2 separate regions of the Homo sapiens genome follow, and region 1 is linked to region 2. Evidence: read pairs that join two places in POLR2A ChIA-PET (ENCODE). Cell type or tissue: Panc1. All regions are shown on one strand. Each heading gives the region's core, and the rest is flanking DNA. Links, peaks and the distances in the headings are about the cores only. Region 1 overlaps ARHGAP33 (Rho GTPase activating protein 33). Region 2 holds the start of KIRREL2 (kirre like nephrin family adhesion molecule 2).

Evidence for each region. ChIA-PET counts read pairs that join two places held together with the same protein. Peaks named below come from ENCODE experiments on the same cell type or tissue, not always from the same donor. Only the 100,000 strongest peaks of a DNase experiment are listed, where the experiment ranks them.
Region 1: POLR2A ChIA-PET joins it to region 2 with 15 read pairs; 4 of 35 experiments call an interaction of 5 or more read pairs at or near these places.

What each region holds. Positions count from the first base shown.
Region 1 is chr19:35,783,453-35,786,346 of GRCh38, reverse strand. ARHGAP33 (Rho GTPase activating protein 33) reads right to left here. Exons shown (of 21, transcript NM_001366178.1): 16 at 2,030-2,175; 17 at 1,241-1,394; 18 at 1,013-1,158; 19 at 864-938. Among named protein-coding and RNA genes, the nearest start is that of ARHGAP33, 9.3 kb to the right of the region's middle. RefSeq lists an enhancer at 1,349-2,167. In Panc1, for the core only: no CTCF peak of the experiment used is centred there; no DNase peak of the experiment used is centred there.
Region 2 is chr19:35,855,929-35,858,787 of GRCh38, reverse strand. It overlaps KIRREL2 (kirre like nephrin family adhesion molecule 2), which reads right to left and starts at 1,877. Exons shown (of 15, transcript NM_199180.4): 1 at 1,608-1,877; 2 at 1,294-1,443; 3 at 231-380; 4 at 1-84. The coding sequence starts at 1,668. In Panc1, for the core only: no CTCF peak of the experiment used is centred there; no DNase peak of the experiment used is centred there; H3K4me3 peaks cover 1,854 bases; H3K27ac peaks cover 700 bases.

The DNA of each region.
Region 1 (2,894 bases), core at 187-2,686, 72 kb after region 2:
AAAGGACATGAAGAGGCGCCTCCTGGAGAGGGCCACAGTAGTGTGAAGCCAGGAAGAGCTGTTCAGATTGACAGTGGAGACCATGAAGAGGACACTTCCGGCCCAAAGCACGAAGGCCCTGTGGCTGCCCCACAGGCTGTGAGCACGAGACCAACAGATTCACATACAGCTGCTGAGCCAGCAGGACAGCACCTGGGCTCCTGGGTATGTGGGAGGGCAGTACCCCAGGAGTGTGAGGATGGCGCGGTGGCTCAGAAGAGCCCCCAGAGGCACGGCTGGGTGGGGTGGATAAGCAGCCCCCCGCAGAGGTCGGAGAGCAGCACCCAGCAGCGCGGCGGGCTGTGAGGTAGCGATGGAGAAAAAGCCAAGCTCCCCATACAGTGCGGCATCCCTTTCTTACAACGCCCTTTAAATCAAGTTTCCAAAATGGCTAGAACTGAGCAGTATGATCCTTACACACACACCTGTGTATGATCAGACCTGGAAAGCAAGGGCAGGGTAGTCTGCAAATTGAGAGGATGCCTCCAGTGGGGAGGAACTCGAAGGGGAGAAGGAATGGGGCTGCTCTAGTTCTGGCTGCTGGGTTCATGGGTGTCCATGATATTATTTTAAAATGTTCAACAGGAATAATAAAGACTTTTAAAGGGCCCGTCATGGACCAATGAGTAAGTTAAGTTCAGTGTGTGATGAACCAAAGGTGATACTGTATCCAACTCATTGTACATAAAGGCCAGGTTAAATTTTTCAAAAGCCCCAGGGCCCCCAAATGTGAAGTATAAAATTTGGAGGCCAAACCAGGGCCCCAATTCCTCCCGGCTCCACATGGGCACAGGTAGCGCCCCCCAATTGCCCGCCTTGCTCACCAGCCCCGCTGGCCTGCGATGACAGAGACTCCTCGCTCTTGGCAGATCTCAGTGTGACGGTGTCGGGTCTGCTGCCTGCAGGAGAGGGAGAGGTAGGAGGGCACTCCAGCGACCATCGCTGCCCACCAGCCCATGGCTCAGCCTCTCACCTGAAGGCTGCGGTGGGGCACGGGTGCCCCCCAGCCAGGGCAGGGGCTTCTTTCGAGGGACACTGGGGCCCCGGCCCAGTGCAAAGAACGTCTTCCAGCTGCTGCCCCCTGGCTTCCGCTGCTTCTCCCCTCTCTCCCCTTTCCTCCTGCGGTTTGGGGGAGAAACAGGAGGCCGTCTGAGGAACCAGGCCTCCACCTGCCCCTCGCCACCCCCAGCATCCCACTCACCTTTCCGCAGGTGAGGCCGGGGCCTTGGGAGTTGTGGGCTCCGTGGGCGTCCCCAGCCGGCCCTGGGTGCGTGCCTGGGCTTCCTCCAGCGTCAGCAGGCGGGTGGAGGGGCAGCTGCCCGCAAGGGACTTGGGCCTGGGGAGCAGGCAGCGGCCTGGGGAGTGTGGAAAGGGGGCAGCTGTCAGCTCTGGGGCCGCCCAAGGCCACAGGCAAAGCCAAGCGCCACAGCCCAAGCCCCGGCCCCGCAGCATGCCCACCCGGGCTGGCAAGGCAGGGGGCCGGGGCGGATCAGGCGGGAGCAGGCGGGCAGCAGGCAGGTGGGAGGAGGGCGGGGCGGGACGAGCTGATGAGGAGGCAGCTCCCGGCAGCCAGCGAGGGCAGCGGCTCTGGCTTCAGTTACCTCGGGCCAGAGGGCCCTCCGACGTGCTGAGTCCTGACTGGGCTGGGGTCCGGGGCAGGGCGGGGAGTCTGGGTGGGGCCGGGGCGGGGTCAAGTCTGGGGACCTCCCACCTCCTCCCAGGTGGACCCATGGCCCCAAGCGCCCCCAGGAGCTACAAGGGGTGAAGGAAGAGCGGCGTCCGGGCCAAGAGGTGGGAATCCTGAGCGGAGGAGCTGAAATGAGAAGGAGGGGGGCGCGGGGAGGGAGAGGCCGGGGCGGGATCCTCAAGGAGCCGGAGGGAGGCCCAGCTTCAGTGGGGTGGGGACGGGACTGGGAGCCCACCTGCCCTCCCCCTGCAGCCCTGATCGTGGTGGGCAGTAGCCAGGACCTCAGGGGGTGGGAGGGCATACCTGCAGGGTCGAGGCCGGCGGAGGTGAAGGTGTCGCTGAACAGGACGTCCACATGGGTGAGCAGAAACTCCACCACCACCGACTGCACCCGAACTTCCCGGAACGCCGCCGCGCCACCCATTCCCACTGACTCCAGCTCCATGGACCTGGGTGGGAGGAGCGGGAGGGAGGCTGGGTGCCTTGAGCCCAGCCAGCAGGTTCTGGCAGGGCAATGAGGGGAGCCAGGGGAGGCAGTGACTGTCTATTCAACACCTCTGACCTCAAACTGATCACGCCTCGCTGGGCTCTCAACCTTCCCCCAGACCCGCCCCTCCTGCCTTCCCCATCTCAGTGTGGTTCTTCCTGTGGCTCTGGCCAAACACCTTGGGGTTGCCCTGAGCCCCCCTCTTTAACTCCCACAATCAATCTGTCACCCCCTCCACTGCCCCCCATCTGGCCCAGCCTCCATCTCCCCCAGCCTGGACATCCCAGAGCCTCCTTCCGGTCCCCACCCTAAAGTATGCTCCCACCTGCAGCCAGAGGGAGCCTGAGACCACCTGAGTTCCATCAGGGCCCGCCTGGCTCAGAGCCCTGCCCTGGCTGCACCTCGCTCCAGGCAAGAGCAAAGTCCTCACTGTGACCCATGACCTGTGAGTCACCCCTCTGTCTGGTCCCCGTCACCTCTCTGACCTCATCATCTCCTCTCCCTCAGCCCCTCACTCACTCAGCTCCAGCCACACCGGCCTCCCTGCAGCTCCTCCAACACACCAGGCACCGGCCCAGGCCCAGATGTCTGCACCTGCCGTTCCCTCAGCCTGTCACTCCCCACGTGCGCACCTGGGGCCCTCCCTCATCCTCTGCAGGTCTTGACTCAAATATTGCCTTC
Region 2 (2,859 bases), core at 360-2,859:
GGCTCCGACATGTCAGGTTCGCAGGAACTCCAGCAACCAGAGACACAGAGGGGCCGCCCAGCACCTGGGGGGCTTCTGGGGGGACTGCAAGGTGGATTTGGGGTCAGAGATGGATCCTGATCTTCTCAGCTCCAATTGACCATGCCCCTGGGCTCCCTGGGCTCTGCTACTCACAGCTAGTACGGGCTGCCCTCTTGGGCTCCCAGGGGACAAGTGGGCGAGGTCCTTACCCAGCACGTGCAGTTGGGCTGGTCTGGAGCGGAGGCCTGCTTGTGTAGCCTGACATTCATATGATGCTTCATCCTCTAGCTCCACGGGCCTAATGTGGAGGTCATGCTGGCCATTGGCTGCATTCCCTGATATCCAGTACCGGGACCACCCTGGAGTCAGGGAGAAGGCAGTCAGCACACCATGGTTCTGAAATCCTGGCCTCAGGCCTCCATCCCCAGACATCCTCCACCAGAAAACTGGCCCACACATTTGGTGGTAAGACACTATTAAAAAGTGTGTACTGGGCCCAGAGAGACTCTAACTCCCTCCCAACCCAGAGTCACTGCAAACTTAGGGGTAATAAAGTCAGGAAGGAAAGCAAGAAAATGATTGCCATAAAAATTAGGTTAGATACTACTTCTGGAGTGAGGGGGAGGGGGCTATGATAGGGGAAAGGAACACGGGGTCTTCTGGGGAGCTAGCAATGGACTTGGGTATTGGCTGTGTGTGTCTATTTTATTTGGTAAATCTTCCATTTATATTTACTGTACTTTTTTGCATTTATGTTCTCTTTTTTTTTTTTTTTTGAGACAGGGTCTCACCATTGCCTGAAGTGCAGTGGCTTGATCATGGCTCACTGCAGCCTTGAACTCCTAGGCTCAAGCAATCCTACCACCTAAGCCTCCTGAGTAACTGGGACTATAGATGCACACCACCATACCCGGCTAATTTGTTTAAAATATATATATACATTTGTGTAGAGATAAGGTCTTGTTATGTTGCCCAGGCTGGTCTCAAACTCCTGGTTTCAAGCGATCCTCTGGCCTCAACCTCCCAAAGCGTTGGGATTACAGGCGTGAGCCACTGCACCTGGCCTATGTACTATTTTGCAATAACATAATAATTCCCAAACTCCGTGGGTCACCCCCAAAGAAGCAGCTCAAAAATCAGGACTCCTAAATGTTTACCCGAGCCCATCAATTTCCCAAACTTGAAAATGTCAAAATAGAAACTGCAGGTACAGCCGAGCCCAGCAACTCTCCCCCTAGCCAGCCCGTCCCAGCGTGGAGAGAACACTCTTACCTGGTAGGTCCCTTTGGCCCCCTAGGGCCAGCCCACTCTTAGTCCACTGAACTAGCCCCCAGTAGGCGCCCAGAGCACACGGCAGCCGGGCTTCCTCCCCCAGCAGCACCACCAGGTCCTCTGGCTGTTGCAGGAAATGGGGCGACGGGCCTAGGAGAGTTCGGGGCAGCAGGGCTGAGCTTAGCACCTTCAGGGGCCTCCTCATTCAGGACCCAGGAGTCCCAGCCCCCAGCTCCCTTCTCGCTAGTGAAGAGGCAGCCCGCAAGCAACTCCCCACCCCCACCCCATATTCCTCCGCTCCCCTCGTGCGGTACCTGCTCTCCCTCTGAAGCAGAAGAGGAGGACGAGGAGGGCGGGGACCCGCATCCTGAGCATTCGTCCCCCAAGGTTCACGAGATTTGCCGTCGCACTGGCCTTCCCGTCAACTTCTTCCTCTCAAGCACGCCTCCTGTCACCCTGGCCCGGAGCCCCCTTCACGCTCGACTCTTCGCCCAGCCTAGTCTCTGGCCTGGAGTCCTCCAAGTCTGCTCATCCGCAGCCTCTGACGCTCTGAAACGCCTGCCAGTTCCGCGGCCTGGGTCTCTGGGAGACCCCAAGAGGGCCCGATCCCGCTCGCCCCGCCCGGGTCCGCCCCCCGGGAGCTCCGCCCTCTTCCCGTTGAGAAACTCCCGCGGCTGAGACGCGGATGAATGGGGGACGCAGGGCGGGATCCCCCGGCGGGTGGGCGCCCCCAGCTCAATTGGGGTCTGGGAGCCGGAACACCTGGGTTCGAGGAGGGAGGGGGTCCCGGCTGGGTTGGACACCTGCGCCCTGCCGGGGTTGAGGGGCAGGCAAGGGGTGAGGAGGAGGGAAGGGAGAGAGTGGAAGAAACTTGCTCAGCCCAGGTCCTAGAGGGACTGCGCTCAGTGGAAACTGAGCTATAAATGGGAGCTCCTGGGGCCTCGCCAGTTTCCGCGCCCTGGGGGATGCGGGGTCCGGGGCTCCCCCGGGCCTGCGTGTCGGGAAGAGGGCACACCGATACCTGGGGGACAGTTGGGACCCCTACCTCGACTCCCCCAGCCTCAAAACCCCTCCTCAAAATATCCCTCTGTTCCCTTGTTATTGCTGCAAACTACAGCACGTCCTAAGACCCAGGAATCCAGGCCCTCGGCCCCTCCTTTCCCAGGACCCCGCAGTCCCAGCCCAACCCCTCTCCCCACTCGGCCGGCCGGGCCCCTCGGCCTGGTTGCCCGGCGACGGCTGGGAGGCGGCGGTGCCGGGCCGGGGCAGGCAGGGAGGCTGGGAACCGCGCAGCTTGTCCTGACGGCTCCATGCAGCCCAGCTGGGGCGTTCCCACGCTGCGCAGCTGGCCGAGCAGGTGGGAGGGACCCCGAGCAGCCTGAAGGAGGGCTGGGGGGCTGGGACCCTGATCTGACATTCCTGGACCTGTAAGAACTGGAGGGTCCACATTCAGATTCTCCACTGTTCTTAGGCTCAGACTCCGTGTCCCTAAATGGGGGAGTGGGGTTGGGAGTGGGGGTTGGACTTACAGGGTTATAAGGGACTGGTGGTTCAGGCCTTTGCTGG